Linked DNA regions of Homo sapiens: region 2 is linked to region 1. The links are chromatin loops, found by intact Hi-C in ENCODE. Cell type or tissue: heart right ventricle. All regions are shown on one strand. Links, peaks and the distances in the headings refer to the core of each region. The heading gives the core; the rest is flanking DNA. Region 1 has its middle 16 kb from the start of NGF-AS1. Region 2 has its middle 63 kb from the start of NGF-AS1.

Region 1 (10,940 bases), core at 1,466-9,465:
TATTGGAGACAGCTTCTATGCACTGGAGTGTGAGTTTCCAAGCATTATAGGCACAGATGTTTTGGAAATCTAAACAGGCTGTCTGAAGCTGCTTTTTTAAAGTGAAGAACCGTTTTCAACAAATGTGGCAATCCATTTCAATTAAATATTTTAAAAGATTTTTGTGCTTATGTAAAGAACAGTTTTAATTCCATGGTCTGACCCTAACTTCTTCATGGAAATGACCAGAACTCCTGTGCTATTGAAATCCAGGGCCACAGACAACTGATTCTACCACAAAGGAGAATACCCACCCCCGACCCAACTCTTTGTTTCCACCCATGTGGGCCTTTTCTCTGCCCCTATTTCTCTTATTTTAGCATATATTTAATTAAGGCTTCTGTGTTCCTGGTCCTGATAATACATTTCAACAGAAAAACAAGGCCCACATCTTCAGGAAGCTTAACATCTAGAGTGGGAAATAATTTGACCCATATGAAATGACTTGAGGATAATTGTAAGGCAATTAACAGGTCTGGCCATGGCAAGGATGGAGACAGGCCATACTCACCACCTCCCGCGCCACAATGCTTTTTGTGTGTGTAGAAAACCTCATATTATGGCAGCTTCTTGGGGAACACACTTACAGAGAGGGGTAGTTGCAAAGTCTGTTACGTAAATCTCAATGCCCTAGCGAGCGTGATGCTCTAGTTGGCCCCTGTTCTTCGGGAGGCAACTTAGAAGAGAGTATTGAGGAGGAACTTGGTAGGAACTGGCTGGCATAGAATGTGTGTATCTTCCACTTGGCTTTGAGCAGGAACAGAAAGAACGGTTCAGATAACTGCATACAGTAATCCTGGTTAATTAATGTTCCACAGATGAGTTAAAATATATTGTCATTCCACATTCATTTTTTGAGTTTTTATCTTTTATGGGCTAATATCTGCTAAGTGTGTGGTAACTGATTGCAAGAGAGATCTTATTCCTGCAGAAAAGACAGACTTGTGAACAAAATTTTCAGTATGTTAGTTACAAAGAATTAACCAAGGCACCCTGTTTTCCAGCCACAGGTCAGAATGAATTCTCTGGGGCTGCTTTGCATACCAAGTGTTCTGAATTAAACCTTAAAAGTGTCTTTATTTTTTAACTTCTCATACACAGTGATTAAACAAAAAATGAAGAAAAAAGAATTAAAAAGACATTGACAGGAATTGATAAACACTGTGTTTCATTTAGGGTTGGGAGCGTGAAGAATATGTCTCTTCTTTTTCTGCTAGTTATTATCCATCTGAAGGGATTATGTCATTATTTGTCCAACCTTCATGAACCTCATGAACAGCAGTGCTCTCCACGTAGAAGCTGGACTTAAGATTCACCCTCTTAATCCTGAAGGCTTCCTGCTGTGTCCCTTGCTTGAAAGACAGGGTTTGCAGAAAGGATGTTGGGTTTGGCTAACCAACAACATTTGATTATTTTATTTTGTTAAAGATTGCAACATTATGCAGCCGTTTCCCCTCCTGTCAGGATTTCTTTCTCATGACTTTCATTTCTTCAGAGGTGTTGAGACCATAGTGCCTGGTTTCAGGCTGGACACACGTCCTTCTCCTAGAGTCTACAAGTCAGTCTTTATTCTACAGGAAAACATCCAACTGAATGCTGAGTGTGCATTGACCTCTCATTCAGTCTTCAACAGGGAACATATAGTTCTGGTTCCTTCTTCCAGAACTTTTTTTCTTTAAGTTCCAGAACTAAGTTCCTTTAAGTCCTTTAATGAGTTATATCTGCTACATGGATATCTTTGTTCCTAGCTGTTTGTCTGTTCAAAAAGAATTGGTTACCAAAGTGAAAGGGGGGCTTTGGGGTGGGTAATTCCTATTTGAGACCCTTTGAGTCTTACTTGTTTCATTTGTAAAATAGATTGAGGTAATGTAATGGGTGCATGGGTTCTTTAGAAATGGTAAAGATCTATAACATTACACAGTATTGGCCAGGTGTGGTGGCTCACACCTGTAATCCCAGCACTTTGGGAGGCTGAGGCTGGTGAATCATGAGGTCAGGAGATCGAGAGCAGCCTGGCCAACATGGCGAAACCCCATCTCTACTAAAAATACAAAAAATTAGCCAGGCCTGGTGGTGGGCGACTGTAATCCCAGCTACCCGGGAGGCTGAGGTGGGTGAATTGCTTTAACCTGGGAGGTGGAGGTTTCAGTGAGCTGAGAACGTGCCACTGCACTCCAGCCCGGGTGACAGTACGAGACTCTGTCTCAAAAAAAAAAAAAAAAACCACAGTATTATTATAAAATATGCCCCATGCAATATTGCAATGGCAAGAAATTTCTTGCTAAATTTACACCACCTAGAAAACTTGGAGTCATCCTTTACTCCTCCTCCTTCATCACCTATGTCTAATCTTCCACCAGATCCCACTGATTTGCACTGCAGTATCTGATACTTTTCTTCCCACTGTCTCCACCCTAGTCCAGGTTCTCATTTTACCACCATATCTCCTGCCCCCATCCACCTCTCGCCTTCTTACACACAACTGGAGTGAAGGTCCTGCCCCACTGTTCAAAGAATTACTGTGCTGCCTGCTAGAGATGCCAGCAAATCCCACCTCCACTTTCTGGCCTCCAGTGCCTACTATCAACATTTCTTACACCCCTGTCTCACCAATTCAGATCTCCTAATTCATTAACATGCATTCCTCACTCTTAAAAATATATTTGTCACTACAGGAATGTGATTTCAAATGTCTGATTTTTTATTCCTTTAACCCTTTCAATAAACATTGGTTGTTTTACTTTCTCTGTGCCAGGCATTGTGCTCTGTTTGCTGTAAGAAATAGGCCTTAGTCTCCAGGCAGTACTGTGCAGAATGAAAGATCCGGGTTTGAATCTTGGCTCTGACGTTTACTAGCTGTGTGATCTTGGATAAGATGCATGTCTTTTTGAGTCTCAGGTTCTTCATCTTGTGTTGCAAGGTGTAAATGAAACAATGTATCTGATCCATATCATTGGTCTTTTGTAATTGTCAGAAGTTACTATTATCATTATTATTGTTAATAAGCCAGGTCAGCCAACACTGTAATTCAGCTAGAGGAAGGAGAAAATGCAGGGAGGAAGGAGCGAATGCAAGGAAAAAGATGATGGGCCATTTCTGTGGTAGACAACAAGGCTCGGTTTCAGAGCACGGGTGAAATACCCCCAGTGATGCAATAAATCGTAGAGAATATCTGGTGGGAAATGTTATTCCTGTATTGGGTGCTACTGTGGCCAGTGTGGCTTGGGGAAGGCATAGTTACACTTAAGGGTTTGGCCATTCTCCTTAGCTTCCTGGGAACATCAGGGCCACCTGTCTCCTTTTCTTCCCTTGCCACCTACACCTGTATGTAGAGTGTTTCTCATCTTTACCCTTTGTACTTCTGTTTGTGCTATGAAGCAGCAGATTCTGCGTGTATTACAGGGTAACTCTTATTTCCTAAGGCTTTGTATGCTCCTAGAAGGGAGGAAATACCTTATTAATACTGATAACTCCTCCAGTGTTACTGTAAGAGGTTCATGTAATATATACACAAATTGAATGTCAGTGATGCCTCATTGATTATGGATCAGTTCCAAACTCAGCCCACAGCCAAAATTCTCTAACTTTATCTTTCACTGTTCCCTAGGGGTGCTTTAGACAATCCAGTCTCCTCATGGTCCTGGAAAAATATAATGCTTATTACATTCTTGTGGTGTAGAAAATTTCATACCCTTTGGAGCCAAGGATACTTATATTTGAAAGCCAGCTCTGTATTTATTAGAAGTATGTGTATAGGAGAATAAGCTTCATGATTTCTCTGACACCCAATGTCATCTGTAAAATGAGGATCATAAAATGTGAACTTTTCTACAAAGCACTTGGAGCATAATAGGTGATATATAAATTTTAGTTTTCTTCCCACTTTCCTCTGTCATTTTCACTTCTTCTGGAGATGCTATTTTCCTTTCTGTGCCTCCCATTTACTTAATTTTCCCCTTTCAATGGTGTAACCACATCTAAATCTTCCTTTTGATTATTCAACTCACTTGGATTTCCCATTCATTCATTCATGCATTCATTCATCAAACTGTAATGTGGCACTTTCTTCACTGAGTCCTTGATTACATACTGCCCTATATTGTTGTCCAGTTGTTGCAGTAACCTGGAGCATTCCCCAAAGCTAAGCATCTGTTAGCCTGGGTCCCTGAACGAGGAGGATGTGGCGCAGAGCCCTGCCTCCTCCGTGACTTACGAAAGACACCTCACATACATGGGAATTTAGGCATTTACAGTTTCAAGTTTCTGAAATTAGCATCAACTAAGTGATCCTGCCTGATACAGATATCTTACCTTCTGAGTAAGGCTAAGTACAAGGACTGTGTCTTCTCATCCCCTCATGTCTCATGGTACCTCAAGGAGTACAGTGCACATACCAGGATTTTAGTGTTTGTTGCTAAGCGAAAATATTTTCCTTCAATTATAGCATCTTGGGATTGAAAGGGATAACTAACCAACTAATGTCAATATTTGTTTGTCTGAATCTTTTCTATATATTTTCTGCCTGGTGTTCAAAAAATTCCAATGACAATTTCATTGCATTCCAAGTCAAATTGACCATTTTTTAGAAAATTATTCTAGAAATTTCAGCCTTATGTAGATTTTAAAAAATGATTTTAATGTAGCATCCTCCCCTTGGTCTGAAGAGGCTCTCAAGTAGTAAGGAAAATGCTGGTGCCTGAGCCCTGCTCCTCGCTGTGCTGGTGTGGAGAAGGGGGTGCTTTCCTCCTGCCTGAGAGAATTTACATTCGTGAATTCCATGATCCAGGTGGAATATTCCCTCCATTCAAGAAAAGCCTCAAAGGCACCAGGCCACTTGTGGAACAGTTTTCAGACATGGGGACATGGCCAGTGGGTGAAGGAAGAGCTTTCTTTTGGCCACCTCGAAGCGTGGAGGGGCTTTGAGGAAAGGCAGGTGCTCTCTATGGTTGTGAATTGTGAGGACAAAGACACTCTATGTGGGATTCCATGGATTTTTCCCTCAGATGTTATAAGGCAATCCCAACTGTTGCCACAAAACCATGCAGAGACACTCATCTGACAGCCCTGAGCTTGGCTGTACTGGCTCTAGTCACAGACGACACTACACTTTCCCCAGGGAAAAACCCATGATTAAGAGGCGTGGGAGGGTCCACTTGCAAGGATGCTGTTGACGTCCATCTGGATAAAGCCTGTAGGGACTGTGATTTATTTCCATGAACTGCGTCTCAGGGCTCTGCAGCCAGTGGTGGTCTGCAGTGGAGCACCAAGTTACATACGCAAGAGCACGCTCAGCGCCTGAGCTATTCAGCCCCAGAGGGATGTAGAAAGTTGAAAGCTCAGCGGAGGAAATAATATCACAAATTAAATGGTTTTGAATCATAACAAAATGAGTTTTTCTTGGAAACTGTTTTGTTTCTTTAAATCAAAAACAAAACCTCTCAGACTACAGAAAAACACAACCCAGAGACTTAGGCAATTTGGGGAGCTCGTCACTCTTTTGCTCCCTCCCCTTTCACTCCTTCCCCTTTCATTTTGAAGAATGATTTCTTTGACAACTGAACAGTCCCCCAGATGAGCCTGTGACTTTCTAAGGCCAAGAGATTGAGTTTTCTTCAGGATGATAGAAAGAGGAGAATAGAAAATGTGATGAATGTGTTTGGGTTCAATCCCGAAACAATTATTTAGTCTGTCTACTTTCCAGGCACTGTAGAGGTGAACAGGAACAAGACTCAGCCCCTATCTTTAAGGTAGAGAAATACTTATTCAATAAATAATTGTGGTGAGTTTCGATACATAGATATGTAGCAACCTAGCATGTGTAAAGCAGCTTTCTTAGGAACAATGAACTTTTCTTGAGTGCCACTATGTGTCAAGAGCTCAATATTTCTCACTAAAACCCAATGAGGCAGAGGTACCCCTTATTATTCTCTCCTCATAGATGGGGAAACTGAGGTACAAAGTGCCTGAGTAACATGGTTAAGGTCTCGCAGCAAGTAAGAGGTGACTGCTATAACTAGAAGCAGATCTGTCTGCTTCTATCACCGATAGACTTAACTATGGAGTTATACACACACGCTTTATTTTATTTAGTACTCCCAACAGACCTGGTAGGTAGCAATAAATATGCTTGTTTTACTAAATAAGGTAATGGACACAGATAGATTAAGTAATAACTTGCCCAAGATATCATGCATAGTAGCAGAGCCAGGGCTTGCTCCAGGTTTGTTTCCAGCAGACCGTCTCTGGAGGACAGTCATAGGCAGCTGGTCAGGACAGATTCATGCTCTCTATCAGATACAGGAGGGGGGTTTGGTATCAACTAGCATCCAGCATGGTGCCTGGTACCTACCAACTCTCTGTTGGTGTTTGTTACCTAAAATTTAATTCAACCTTCGACTTCCTCATAGAGGAAGAAACTAAGATCGAGAGAAGTAAGTGACTTATTTGAATTTGCAGAGCTAGTAAGTGCAATTACTTAAAAACTGAAGTATGAGAAGGAGTTTGCAACAAGAGCCTGGTTATTAGAACCGAAGTGAGGTGGTATATTTGTATTCATTTAGATAGGCTAAGTTACACTGTGAGTATATATTTTTTTCTCTATAGCATAACGACATCTCAATTGCTGAAAGTTTACCAAATGAAGGCTTATTTCTAGTTTATGCTTTAACCCTGTGGCTTAATGGAAAATTCAACACATACTGGTCTCTCAGGATCCAGGCAGAAAAGGGCTCTATCATTGTATGATTTCATCATCTCAACACAAAGTTTTGGGGTTCACCACAGCAGAGAAGGAGGGCACGGAGAATTACACACAGGCTGAAATGCTTCCACTGGGACATGATCCACATCACTTCCACTCACTTCTCATTGACCAAAGCAGCTAACATGGCTGCTTCTAACATTAAGGAGGCCAGGCAGTGGCTTTCTTAAATCCTCCTTTGTGCTTGGAGGGAGCAGAGGCATTAATGACATACGATAGTTGAGTGCTTAGGCTCTAGAGTTGGAGAGTTATGTCTGCGAATTTCATCTGAGACGTTTATTGTTGTGTGATCTTGACTATTTCTCATCTGTGGTTTCTTCTTCTGTAAAATGGGTCAATCATAGTAACATATCAAACACTTAGCCCAGTGTCTCACACAATGTCAGCCCTTAATACATGTTAGTATCACCATGAAGTCACAATCAGTTGGGAAGTATGACAGTTATATTTCTGTTTTAAAAAGGAAGAGGAGGTGGATACGAGGGCAACAAGACTGGCTACAGATACAGTAGTAAGGAAACTAGAGCAGTGTTCCAGGCAAGAGATAACGAGGGCCTGAACAGGGCAGTGGTTGCAAAGACAGAGGGATCAGATCTGAGAAAACTAAGAGCTTAAACTCACAGGACTTGATGATAGTGAGATTTTTTTTTTAATGTTACTGAAGTTCTCTTCAGTACCTTGGAGGTTCACAGTTGGTGGCATGAGGAGGAGTCCTCACTTGGAGTCATCATGGTAAAGTCATAAAGGAGAAGAGACTCTCACAGGAGGCAGGAGGAGTGATGGCCTGGAAGCAGCAATGGGTGCCCAGTGCTACTCCCTCTCTACCCCCACCTTAGCTTGAGGTAAATGAGGAATGGGAGAATGAGAAACCATGGAGAGAGTGGTAGGGGGATGCTATGGTAAATGTTTATATCGCTTCAAAATTCACATGTTGAAACCTAATCCCCAATGTGCTGATATTAAAAGGTGAGGTAATTAGGAGGTGATTCAGTCATGAGGGTGGTGCCCTCATAAATGGGACAATGCCCTTGAAAAAGAGGCCTGAGGGCACTCGTTTGACCCTTTGTCATGTGAAAACACCAAGAGAAGGTGTCATTTATGAAGCAGAGAGCAAGCCCTCACCAGAAAGCGAATCTGCTGGCACCTTGATCTTGGATTTCCCAGGCTCCTGAACTGTTAGCAACAAATTTCTGTCGCTGATGAATTACTTAGTTTATGGTATTTTTGTTATAGCAACCCAAACTGACTAAGACAGGGGAGCAGTGTCCTCAAGATGTGTTAGTTTCTGCTAAGGCTAGAGGGACAGAGTGCAATGGAATGAGATTTCCTGAGGAGGCAAAGGGTGAATACTTGTCAAGGGACTGACTGGGAACCAATCATCTCTTGGGCCCCTAGGGAAGGTTACAACCAGGAGGCATGAGGCTTGAGGTTTGAGGGATGGCAATGCCTCGACCTCGGGGTCTTATCTAATTTCTCTGTGTGTCCCAGGATCTAGCACAGAATACACAGTCAATGCTTGACTAATGTTTCTTAAGTTGGAAGAGAGGCCCCCTTTAAGAAGAAGAGAGAGGCTAAAAAGCCCTTTTCCTGGCCAGACCTGATATTTTTCTATCACTAATGTTGGACTGAAGACATCAGGCAGCAAGTGACAAACACCAACTGAAGCTGGAGAATTTTGCAAGGCTATTCTTATAAATTACTCTGCAGACATAAAGTGTTGTCACTTTTGTCACCGTTTTGTCTTTGAGCAGGATAGGGAGTACCCCTGAATTGAACATTCCTCGGCCAGCCTTTCTGAGGCAGAGACTGACAGAGCTTCTGAGGACAAGACCTTGGGTATGAGCATGTGGAAGTCTCTGCCTATTACTGTGTTCTAGGATAGCCCTGGCCGGACCCCACAAACATGCTATGGGCCAGGGGAGTATCAGCTGTGTGGGCAGTGCATAGATAGCTGGGCCTTTCTGCCCAGTGTTGGTACAGTTACTGCCCGTCACTCTGCAGATCACGCATGGCCAGGAGTAGCTTTTGCGCCTCCTTTCATGCTACTCAGTCCACTGAAGCACTCTCTTCTTTTGTTATCAGATAGCGTGTGCCCAAGAGAAAGGTGAACATACCTAGGAACATTACCAGCCACACACATGGGCTCCTATGTTGCCATCCAAAACCAAATAAACATGTTTTTGAACCAACTGCACCATTGCTCCCTTCCCTCTGTGCAGGTTATAAAGAATCGAGTTGATCCCCTCATTCTATTTGCTCATTAAATAAATTATTATTGTAAAATATATATGAGATAAAATTTACCATTTTAATCACCTGTTTAACCATTGTTAAGTGCACATTTTAGGGCATTAAGTGCATTCACATTAAGTAGTTTCACATTGTTACACAACAGAATCAACTTGCTTTTGCTTTGAGTGCCAGCCACCCTTGTTTCTGTCTTTTTCATATGCCTGCAAATATATCTAGAAGTTCCCTCCATCTTCCCTGTGTACATAAACCTTGGAAAAGATGACACCATGAAAATTGCTCTGAAATGCCATTTGCTGCTCTGTAGGAAATGGGCACTGTTAGATTTCTTATACTCTCGACCCACTGGCATTTTGCCTGTGAGTTATATGACTCCACTCCTGGGCACTTGGTGTAGGGATCGGCCACAATGTGAACCACACATCATTCAAGACATACACCCCCCTTTCCCCCCTTTATGTGAAAAGACAATCATGCTCAAGTTCTTCCATGATTATAGAAGCTAGGAAAAAGCAAAAATTAACAAAATAACACAATATTACCTATTTCTATGGTTTCGTCTTGTCTAACAAAATTATTGATCAATAATTCTAAGTTGGTAGCATTGCTAAACTTTTCCATGGTCCCTCTTCAGTAAGCTGTCTTCTGGGCCCATGTTTCCTGCTTGCTTAGCTTCCTGGAAGTCCAGCCTAGTGTTGGAATGAAGTAAAAAGAGGGAGAGGAGTGGTTAGCAAGACTCTTAGTCTACCTGGCTTGCTTTAACAAAAATACCTTAAACCACATGTCTAATAAACAACAGAAATTTATTTCTCACAGTTGAGGAGGCTGAGAAGCCCAGCATCAAGGTTCTGGCAAATTCAGTGTCTGGTGAGGGCCTGCTTCCTTATAGATGGTGCCTTCCTGCAGTTCCCTCACAGGGTGGAAAGGGCAAGGCAGCTCTCTCTGGCTTTTTATATAAGGGCACTAGTTCCACTCACGTGGGCTCTGTCCTTATTACCTGATCATCTTCTAGAGGCCCTACCACCTAATAGCATCACCTTGGGAGTTTAGATTTCAACATATAAATTTTGAGGGGACACAAACATTCAGACCCTGTGCCACTTTCGGTGTTCCACCAGAAATAGCTCTGCCAACCGGTGTCATTTCTCTATTGAAATAGGAAGCCTACATCTTAATGAATATAGGTTTTCTTATCTTTCTGTTGGGATAAAGGCTAAGAGGGTCATTCTCCAAAGAAACACTGTGCCAAAGTAGAATCTCGTTTGGAACACAGAGGTAGGGATAGTTTGGTGATGCGGAGGAAAGCTTAAATTATAGAATTTATTTAGCCATCTGTTCAATAAATCTTAACTGAGCACCTACTCTTGTGTCAAGTTCTGTATTGGATGCTGCAGGAACTAAAATGAATCAAATGATTCCTGCCTAGTAACTTATAGTCCAGGGGTATGACCTTGCTTGCCTACCCAGGTGGTGTGCCTTTAATGCACAGTAACCGCCCCCCACTTCCATATCACATGGACAGCACCTCATAAAAAGATGCTCTGAGCTACCCATCTCCATTCATGGAGAAAAGCCTAGACCTTCTTGTTTCATTCACATATTGTTCCCAGCTTCCTATTCTGTCTCTACATTAATTGGGACATAATATCCTACTGATCTTTTCAGGCCCAGGTCTAATGTCAGATTCAGCATCTCTATCTTGATACTCAAACATTCTCCCATGGTCATTGTTTAACACTGAAGTCCTGGATCTCTTCACTCATCTCTTCCCTGGTCCCTTCTCTTTCTGACTTATCCTGACCCCTTGAATCTTCTCCTCTCCTTGATCAGCCTGGCTGATACCATCTACACACCCTGGTGCTTTCTCTAGGGGAGGGTTAGTCAACTGCAC
Region 2 (10,940 bases), core at 1,461-9,460, 47 kb before region 1:
GCAGACACAGAAAAAATAGTGGAAAGATAACCAAAAGTTGACAGTAGTTATCTCTGGGAGATGGAGTTAACAGATTATTTCAATTTTCCTTTTTTGTGCTTTTCTCTGTTTTGAACTTTTCTATGATGGAGAGAGGACGGCATTGGTGATGGTGGGTGTTTCCCCCGGGCCTGGGGCACTGGGAGAAATGACCTTCTCTTTGTTACCTCCAGGTAACCACAGCCTCAGGGAGACCCCTCTCACACAGATGCTGGGGCTTGGTCATGTGACTTGCTTTGGCCAATGGAGCTTTAGCAAACATGAAACATTTAAAAAGCACTTCTGCGTTGGGACTATCTTGCTGCTGGGAGTTCTTCTCCCTTCATGTGAACAAACCTGCACTGATAAAAGATTGATGGGAGAACAAACCTGCAGGATTAGAGGCTATATGACAAGAAGCTTCAGCCATCCCAGCCATGCCAGTCATCCCAACTGAGAGACCTCAGACGTGAGGTCACAATATGGTGGCTACTAAACATTTAAAACGTGGGTAGTCGACATGCGGATGTGCTGTCTGTATTGTATAAAATGCACACTGGATTTTGAAAATTTGTATGATAAAACAAATGCCAAATATTTCATTTATAATTTTTCTGTTAATTATATATTGAAATAATATTTTGAGTACATCAGGTTAAATGTTAGAATATTATTAAAATTAACTTTACTAGTTTCTTTTAATTTTTAAAAATGTGGGTACTTGAAAATTTTGAATACATACATGGTCTGTATCATATTTCTATTGGACAGCTCTATACTAGACCATGTAGCCACAGCCAAGTCATCCCAGACCAGAACCACCTAAGTGACTCAGAATTAAAGCAAATAAAATAGTTGTTACTATAAATCACTGATTTGAGATATTTCATTCTTTAGCAAAAAGTCTCTAATATCACAAGTATACTGTGTTTTACAGATCCTACCAACTTCACTTCTTGGCCTTATAGGAAGGAGCCACAGTCCCAAAGAAGTCTGGGGAGAGCAGGATGTGGCAGAGAACAATGATCGGTGCCTTGGTGTGGAACGGGGAGCATTGGTGAAAGGGTGCAGAGTTTGGGGGAGGGGAAAGCTGAGGGTTCTTGGCCTTCTCAGATTCCCAGTCTGGAAGGCACACTTGCTCAGCCTGCGGCCTGGAGAGCAGGGGCTTGGGAAATGCTGGAGAGGCCCTTTCTCCCCTTTCCCGCTCACACCCTCCTTTCCTATCTGCCCTGTCTGTGCTCTGCTGTCCTATCCCACAGAGTTCTGTGGGAAAAAACACTACATCAACAACAACAAGATAATAAAGGGCATGTCAATGAGAGAGCAGGACAGGGGAGGGGGAAAGGGTGATTTTGGCAGCAATACCCCATCATCTAGTGCCTCTGCACTTCCCTCACCTCCCTCCTCCCTGAACCAGATGGGATTGGAAGTCAGAGCTGAAGGAAGCCATAGAGATTGCCCACCTAACCCCTTTCTCTTACTGATGAGGAAACTAAGCCCCAAAGACATTGGCTGATTTGCCTAGGGTCACACAAGAAATTTGTGATGGTCAGGTCAAGAATTCAGTTTCCAGACTCTCAGCCCAGTGCTCTTTCTGCCACTCCCCATGATACCAGCTTGTCGGGTATCAGTCATGTTACACTCAGCCTTGGCTTTTGGAGACCCATTTCCAAGGGCAGTGTGAATCCAAGGGTTTCTTTTTGCCTGAGCACCATTTCTCTCTTTGAGCTGATTCCTCCACTGCTACTTAACTTTGGCTCCAAGATGTCAGAGGTTCAGAGTCCATTCCCATGGGGGCCTCTCTTTCCTCCTGCGGTGCTTTCCTTGGGTGGACTCTCACTTCTGTCCCCTCTCACCTTCTGCTGTATGCTGATTAAACAGAGCTATAGGCCCTGGAATGTTTCTGCAGCCAGCACACAGAGACTGATCCTGTAGCACAGGGACAAGGATTGACAGCCTTGCCAGAACCTCTCAGGCAATGGGATGAGGGAGTGGGATTGGCTGGGAGTAATGTGAAGGAGGGTGAGGAAGTCCTGGAGGCACCTCTTCTCTCCCTGTGCATGCCCAAATGATGAGCTGGGCTGGGATAATCCTTGTATCTACTCTGCTTCTGAGCACAGCCCACTTTGGAAGCCAACTCTTTCATACTTACACCATTTACTGCCTCGCTGCATTTATCATGTGACTCCAATGTGGACAATCTGTGGCTGTTCTCCATGATTTGAGCACATGCCGAGATGCTGTGATCATCTCAGGGATGTTGGCATCCACTCGGACCCATCCCTGCACTCTCCCAGCTCAGTTTCTTGATGGAGTCAGCTCCACTGACTTATCTCTGTTTCGCGTTAGCTGTTGTTGGCCAAATCTTGGGACTGATTGCTAGGCCATCGCCAAACACAGACTTGCTTATCTTCAGGATTCCACAATCTCTGGCTCTACTCTCCTGTGCATTCAGTCTTTTCACTCTGCTACATCTGTGAAGCGTTCTTTTTCTCTTAGTTCTCCTTGCTGACTCGGTCCCCTATCTGGGTGAAGGCACACAGTGCTTCCCTTCTAGAAGCTTGCTTCCTTTCCTTGGGACAGAAGAATTCATGCCTGAAAGGCTGCTTAATGTCAACAAAACAACATGCAAAGAGGCGTTGAAACCAACAACCTAAAAAGGGTCTGATTAAAAAAAATTCTGTCCAGTGTGTAGAACTTTGTCACCATGATGCTAAGCATCTTAATATTTTCAAAGCATTCTCCACTTTTCAGCCAGATGTTTGAAGTCAGGCAGATGTGCCTAATATTGCATAATTACAAAGCTGCTTACTCTCAGTTTCAGGAGGCAAACGTGGCCCAATCCAGGGAAATCAGCAGATGGCATGTCATGGCCATCGCAGATCTGAGGAGCTGGCCTTTGGGTGATTTCTGGTCCACATGACAAACATTCAAGGTGAATTAGAGGAGAAAAGCTACATGAAGTGATGTGCAAGTTGAAAAGAGAAAAGGGTGTGGTGCTATCCAGGAACCATCTAACGAAAAACCTCTTGCAAGGCAGATTGAGAATTTTAAAACAACACTCTCCGACCCAACTGCCCCGTGACATCTGTTAACACAAAAGGCAGAACTATTTCCAGGAAAAGCTCTCAGTGTTTGCAAGGGTGAGACCCTTCTGATGTTTTTGCAACTTTAGTTAAAGAGCCGAGGGATGGATTCACATCCTCGGCATTTCCCATGGGGGAACTCACAGACCGGTTGTACACAATGGTGTACATTCAAATGAAAAGAGAAAAAGTCAATCAGTTATCCAGATGTTTTTGAATTGTACCTGGACATAGCCACAGTGGGGATTTGGTCCATGGTAATAATATATTATTCTTGCAAGATGGTGAGAGAAAAATGTTCTGAAAGGAAAAAGAATGTGTTTTCTTCATACCCTTTTATACTTTCTTCTCCTTTTGGGGTTTATGTTTAACAGCATCCAGCAAAACAGAACATGGAGACTGAGGACAGAAAAGAGAAAGAAGCGTAGGGCAAGACCCCTCCTCCAAATTGCAGGTGGGTGCTCCTGGTTGGATAGAAATAGACTTGGAGTGGGGTAGGAGTTGTGGAAACAATACTTAGGCAGAGCCTGGCAGCTCCAGGGTGAAGGAGCAGATACATAGTAGGTGGGCACTCAGAAAGTATGAATGGCATTAAACACGACAGTTTGTTTCTCACATAGTTTTTTAGTATTTCTTTCTTTGAAGTCTAAACTTTCACCATTAGAAATCTAGTTCTTTGACTTAAGGAAAAGGTTCTCAGACATAAGTGTGCATAGGAGTCATCCTAGAAATATGTTAATTTGCAGGTTTCTGGGTGGAGGCCACTCTCAGAGATTCAGATTCAGTAGGTCTGGGGTGGTTCCCATGAATGTGCACTATGAACAAGTATCCCAAATGGTTCTAGCGTGTCTCTACTTTGTGAGACAATTAAGGCATTGCCTATTCCAGCTATTCTCTTTCAAAAGAAGACACAGGCTGCAAAGAGTAACCGTCCATCCACAGTATGGGAACCAGGTTCCAGAAAAGCTAGGGTCTAATCTCAGCTCTCCACCCTTCTTGCTGTATGATTTTGCGCCATACAAATACACTCTAAGAAATTCATTTTCCTCACCCACAAAATGGAGAAGAAAATTTTAGCCTAAATACCTGTCTGACTGATGGGTCAATGTAATAACATTATTAAATAAAATGATTAATGTAAAAGCCTTGAAGAGGCTTTGAAAAGTATTTCATTCTATCCACATATAAATTGTTCTTATTATTTCCCATTATCACCCATTAACACATGCATTTGAACTAGTTTGCGAGATTAAGCATTAGTGTAAGAGATGAACTTAGAGCGTAAGGGATAGCTCAGAAAGGGAAGGTGTGGGTAGTGCCACTGTGGCTTGCCCAAGGCTGCCAGGACGGCTCAGGAGGACCCCGAGATGGGGAGATAGGCGAAGTATGGGGATGAGGGGTGGGGTGAGCATTGGAGAAAATCTGAACTTCACAGTTTTGTTTCAGGTTTCAGGTTATTGGGCACTAATAATGTGCTTGGGGAGAGTTCTGTGTTTTTTACTCTCAAGATATTTTAATAAGCCTTGAGAGACCCACAGAGTAGAGTGTAGGAGGACAGTTTTTTGTGGAAAAATAAAGAAGAGGAACATTATGGAAATTGTATGGGAAAAGAATCAGCTTCAATGTAAAACTTAAAGAACGTATTCAAACCAACCACAGACGGCCTCTCACCTTCTGGATAATCTTGCTCTACTTTTGGACAACAAGAATGGTTGGCTATCTTCATATCCCCTAGGCTGGTTTAGAAATAGCCACTTCCTTTGGGAATTCAAGCCAATAAAGAACCCTGCCTTCCAAGGGTGGAGAACTGAGCTATGTGTGTGTGCATTCATCTCCCACAAAGAGGGGCGTAACATCTCCATCTCCCCTGCTGCTTGCGATTAGCAAATTTGGGAACAGGGGAATGATGCCTGTCTCTTCCTTAGCACAGAACGTCAGAGGCCCGAAGATGTGATTCCTAAGGGAAGGGAGGAAATATGTACAGGGTGGACTGGGGAGCAGGGCCAGTTGCACAAGGAGCCTGCAGTGGAGAGCTCAACATGAGCCTGGATCCAGCAGATTACATCTTGGCCAGCTAGACCATTCTGAATCAGACAGATCCCGAAGCTCCCTGCCTGTGTTGTCAGCTCAGGGCACCAACTAGAGTTCGTGCAGCCACTTGGCATGGCACTGTTGGGGCACTGAAGGACATCTGCTTCCGGGGTTGGGGGGGTGGGGGAAGTGGCAGACTTTAAAAACCAGTGGAGAGGGTGAGACAGGAAATGAAGAGCAACACATTTCTCATTTAAAATTTTGTGGAGAGGGGAAACAAATGGAGACTGGATTATCAACTGGGAATTTGGCCTGGAACCGCGGAGTCAGGAATGCTGAAGGGATGGGGTCCAACCTGACTGCAGAAGGCCAGGGAGGCCTTCTGTGGTCAGGGGGAGTCGGTCGGGCGCAGAGGCCTGGCTGATGGGCTGGATGGGACCCTGCCTTGCTAGTGAGGCCCCCACTGAAAAGTCTCTTGCTCATCCTGAGCTCAGAGAAAGGAAGGCACCATGCAAACGTGGAGCTGTTTTCACGTCTCTAACACGTCCCAGATTTGTGCTGCTGAGAGTCCGGTCCAATCCTGTGAAATTCCTGCTGTTTTTCTGTTTCTAACAAAACCACAGGGTGAGATGTCAAGACTGCTGCTTCCCTGATCAAGATAACAGAATGGGCCACAGTGAAGGCTCTAGAGGAACAGGAATATGGATAAACCCCAGCTCTGGAAAAAATCCCAAATCGTGAAGAATTCGATTTGGAATTGTGTGTATGTGTGTGTGTGCTCGTGTGCGCCTGTGTGTATGTGAGGAGGAGGCATAAAGAGAGAGAGTGGGGGTGGGCAGGGGAGGAGAATAGCGGGCTTATGCGTATTGTGCTTGTTTTGGCTGGTATTAAAATGCATCAGCATTTCCTGAATCCTCATGGACTATTGACAGGTTCTGAGATACCTTGAAGAATTTGTGGGCAGAGGGGTGGGGGGATGTCACCTTGTGATGACAAATTGGGTGGAAAACTTTTTAAATAATGAAGTCATATACGTGTAATGAAGTGTTTATTGCACTTGAGGATTCTTTTTAAATGGAATGTGTTGTAAATTGTTGGTAATGTTTCTATTCCTTTTCATTATTTTCTCACCAGTCTGGGAGTGGAAGAGAATTTTTTCTTCCATATGCAAAGTAGGTTTTAAAGCATCCCTCTGGGCCAGCTCGGCCCTCCGAGGTGACTGGTGACTCCAGTGCACCTGAGGAGTCTGATTAACTTATGGATATATGTATGGGAGGAAAACAGAGAGGAAAAGCACAGATGGGCTCCTGAGAACCGGGGCTATCATTCTGGGACAGGGGCATGTGGTTTTTGACACCCTGCTTGGGGACACTGCCTTTATACCCCCAGTGGCAGCAAACTTGCTACTTACTGCTTAGAACACAGAAGCATTTTTTTGTTGCTGCAGTTTTGCTAGACTCCTGAAGGGGAAAAAGTCCTCTCGTTTTTACATTGCTTTGGCTGTTAACCCTTCTGAGTTGAGTGTGAGGTTGAGATCTTTGGCCTATTGGGATGGACAGCTTGCTTTCTTGGGCTCTTTTGAAATGTAGCTTCATGGCTCTCTCCCCCTTCTCTTCACACAGTCCTTTAGGAATTTCTGGAGAGGTAACCTGGGGTCTCCCCAAGCTTCCTGCAGCCCAACCAACCAACCCACCAACCTGGCTGATGCATATGTGGAATATCGGCTTCCTGTTCTCTGAAGGGCAAAAAGGACACTGAAGTATAGCCTACAGGCTCTGCGGCCCAAAGCTCATTAAGAAGATAATAGATTTAGGCCAGCCGCAGTGGCTCACGCCTGTAATCCTAGCATTTTAGGAGGCCTAGGTGGGTGGATTGCCTGAGCTCAGGAGTTCGAGATCAGCCTGGGCAACATGGTGAAACCTCGTCTCTACTGAAATACAAAAAATTAGCCAGGCCTGATGGTGTACGCCTGTAGTTCTAGCTACTCGGGGGGCTGAGGCAGGAGAATTGCTTGAACTGGGGAGACGGAGGTTTCAGTGAGCTGAGACTGCATCACTGCACTCCAGCCTGGGTGACAGAGCAAGACTCTGTCTCAAAAAAAAAAAAAAAAAAAAGAAGAAGAAGATAATAGATTTAGAAGACACACAAATAATTGTTTAAAAGAATGGCCCTAATGTGCTGCAGTCTGAGGTGGAAGGTTAGTAAGGTCTGGACTTCCTCGGAATATGACTGAGTTTTCAGATCACGTGAGACGTCTTCATGGAAGACATTGAGGTAGTTACCACATCTTCTGGATGTCCCACAGCCAACAGCATATCAATTTGGGTGAGTTTTAAAGATTTGGCCCTGATAATGGCACCCTGACTTGAAGTCCCTGAGAACCCAGGGATATTTAGGAAGGTCATATGACTTCCAAAGGGTCCCTGATTGAATGCTTTCTCTCCTAATCATGGGGAAGAGGGTGGCACAGCATGGGGCTAAATCCTCACTCCATCCTTACTCATGTTCAAACAATCCCAGACTTACTGATCCATGAAATGTGTCTCAGGTGTGTCTGTGGTTTCTGGGTTAGGAAGTAAATGGACTTTTGCAATTCTTTCTTATATAAATAGGAAAACTGAGATTTAGAAAAGTTGTGACATGCCCAAGATTGTGACAAAGCCAAATAAGAACTTGGTTCTCTGAACTTTCAGGCTCCTTCAGACATTAAAAGCAGGAATTGGATTAGTGTAGCTGCCGGAGGTTTCCCACTGTCTCCACTCCCAGTTTCCACGTGCATTTCCTCTGGTGCTCATCAAGTGTACAGTGCTGCTGTGGTGAGAATTTGTCAAATGAGTCTCCAGTCTCAGAAGGTCTATGTAAATGGGGTTTCAAGTCATCACAGGGACTGAATTTAGTCTCAAGTACCATAAAGAAAATACTTTTAAAGCTCTTCTAAAAATAAAGCTCCTCTGAAGAGATGTTTGGCCTGTGGCTAATGTGTTTGGAAACATGTTTTCTGTAAAACTCAACCTTATTCATCTACTTGCAAATCCAGAAAGACAACTTTCACTACACACATCAGGGCTTGTCCCAAATTTTCCCTACTCACAGTGGAAGATGCCGGGGTGTGAACCATTGGCTTAAGGTGCCTCTGCCTCCCTTTCCCCAAAACAGTTTAGGAAGGGAGGGTTTGGGTCTAGTGTCCAGCCTGGGCTCAGCTTTGGATGCTGGCAACCTGGACCTAGGCACACCAGGGAGGCTGCTTTCTTTGCCCTTGTCTTGCCACTTCCCATCTCCCATGTCATAGGAGGAGCTTGGAAGGAGCTGAAGGCCGTCACCTTCCTACAAAGCAGAGAGATCCTCTCTCCAAGAACGGCTTTTGCTGCCCTCTGGGTCCTGCTATTTCCATGGCTCCTGAAGAATCAGCCTCTGATATTTCAATTGCCCCTTCATCAGAACTGTCAAACCTGGTGAATCTCTTCTCTTTTTCTCTGGCTCACTCTCTCTAAAACACGCATCTTAAACAAGTTTTAAAATCCCTGAAGAATGGCAGAAATACAAAGAACTCAATTCCAAATAATATTGTCATGTTCTGCTGCATAGTTGAGGTAATCACCGTTAAGTAAGTGCAGGTATGGGTGACTCTCTAAGACAAGGATGAAAGTACAGTGGACAGGTGAGCCCATGGCCCAGGACTCAGGCACTCACAGCCTCCCACGTTTCTTCTCTATTTCACAATTGCTGATCCAAGGCGGGAGGGGTGCCATTCATGTGTGGCATTCACATGAGAGAGGTGGGCATTGTGGGTCCTCAGTGCAGGGCCTGTTGTGTCCTCAATGAACCCAGGATTGAGTCCCACAGTGGACAGACTTTGCCAACTTTTATAAATCTCTCTCAAGACACTCTCCTCCAATATTGCACCTTGAACTGATGTAATTTCTTGTAGCGAAAAAATTAAAATCTATCCTTTTTGACCTTCATATGCAACATGCATATCAAGAGAGTTGTCTTAGCAGCAGCAATTTTATATTGGGAGATTTGAGCATGGACTGGCTGTTGGGAGAGCTTTATGAGGCATTCCATGATGTCTTGGCTTTAATTTTGCTTTTATTTTGATGTGACAAGATGTGTTGGACTGAGATGCCTTTGGGCTCTAGCCCTGGAATTTACAAAAAGAGAATACTGCAGGGTTATGGTGGGGGTGAGGCTGGAAGATGTTACCCACTCACAAAGCTTCAGCACAGCAACATATGTTAGAAGAATAAACTAACATTGGAACAGTAAATACACACATACACACACACACACACACACATACACACACACACACACAGAGTGGGAGAGAGTGAGAGAGAGTGCAAAGCCAGTGTTAAATCCTGGACATCCCTGCAGGGTCCTCATGCCTGCCTTTTTCTCTTAGTCTTGTGGGGGTGGGGAAACTCTTTGGTATTCTCCTTTCTCACTTGTAGGAATATAAGGAGGAAAGGAACCAGAAGTAAAGTGTCTGGGCCTCTCTCAGCCATGCTTTTCATTTCCACTTATTATCTAAAGTAATTCATTACTACTTCTGTGCTCTCTTTTCATCTTTTCCTTGAGCCTCCCCTGAGCTCCCTTGAAGGTGGCAGGTGACAGGCTGGCTTGACCAGAACAAAGACAGTTATCCCTGGCTGCCGCCTGTTTCCCAATGGGTGCCTGCCCTGTCTTGTTACACTTCCTCTGTGTGTCTAATTTACACTGCAAGCCCTCTGGGCAGTGGCTTTTTTTTTCTTTTTTAAAAAATTATCTGCTCTTCTCTGCTTACGACTGAAGTTTAACTTCTGCACCCCAACTCCTCCTCATTCTTAAGAAAATGCCAACAGAAAAATATTAAAATGATTGCTGCTGTATGTAAAGACAGAAGGGTAAAACCGAGGCACTGGAGGCTTTGGGTGGGTATTGATGGAGGTCTGGGAGCAGCTGGTGATTGACAGGGAGAAGAGCTGAATTAGTTAAGGAAGGGTCTCCTGGGTTTTGCTGGGAGTGGTGGCCAGACACAGACAAGGACAAGGAAGAAGGCCAGGACCTCTGATTGCTTTTCTCAGAACAGAAAAGATATTATTATTTGAACCTAGAGGCTGGGCAGTTTCCTGTCATAGAAAAACTGACTGGCCTCATGGCCAGAGAAAGGTACCAACTACTTTCTTTGGTATTTATGGTTCTCGTATCCAACGTAGGAAGTTAGGGCTAGACAACATCTGGAAGTATCTGGTAGAAGTATCTATTTATTTAAATCATCCATCCATTCATCTATCCATCCATTCATCCACTGATCCATCCATCCACAATGATTAACTGCAGTGAAAGAGAAGACATTTTTAGAAGATAAATGTGGTCAAATGTCCTAAAGTTTTATTCGCTTGCATGCAAGTAACCGTGATGTGTCTGGAGGACTGGAGGGCTGGAAATGAAAGGAGAAAAGCAATTATCTGGGCCCATGGATTTGGGAAGCAGATATGGGGATCCTCTCACTGCTGACAGAGCCCCAGTAAAGCATCTGGAAGGGTTTTAAACAGAATGAGGGTGTAACAATGACAGACGTATTCTTCCTCCTTCAAAATCCACAACAAAATAAACAACCACCACCAAAAAAAAAAAAAAAAAAAAAAAAAAAATAGGAGAGGTCAATTCAGGAAACTTTCCTAGAAAAGTACATGAGGTAGAAGAGAAAGGATAGGGAGGAGACCAAGCATTCTAGGTTGCAAGGAAGACCTAGGGGATGCCTGAGGGTGGGGATGAAGGGACTGACAAACATGTTCCATGGGCCATCTATGGGTAGGGCACTCG

The links. Peaks named below come from ENCODE experiments on the same cell type or tissue, not always from the same donor. Only the 100,000 strongest peaks of a DNase experiment are listed, where the experiment ranks them.
Region 2: it touches region 1 in a loop (3-fold over the local background); 10 of 110 quality-filtered maps call a loop at or near these places.

Annotation. Positions count from the first base shown.
Region 1 is chr1:115,261,679-115,272,618 of GRCh38, forward strand. No RefSeq gene overlaps it. Among named protein-coding and RNA genes, the nearest start is that of NGF-AS1, 16 kb to the right of the region's middle. In heart right ventricle, for the core only: no CTCF peak of the experiment used is centred there; a DNase peak (open chromatin) is centred at 5,193; H3K4me3 peaks cover 294 bases; H3K27ac peaks cover 1,408 bases.
Region 2 is chr1:115,215,041-115,225,980 of GRCh38, forward strand. No RefSeq gene overlaps it. Among named protein-coding and RNA genes, the nearest start is that of NGF-AS1, 63 kb to the right of the region's middle. In heart right ventricle, for the core only: no CTCF peak of the experiment used is centred there; DNase peaks (open chromatin) are centred at 2,263 and 5,074; H3K27ac peaks cover 2,629 bases.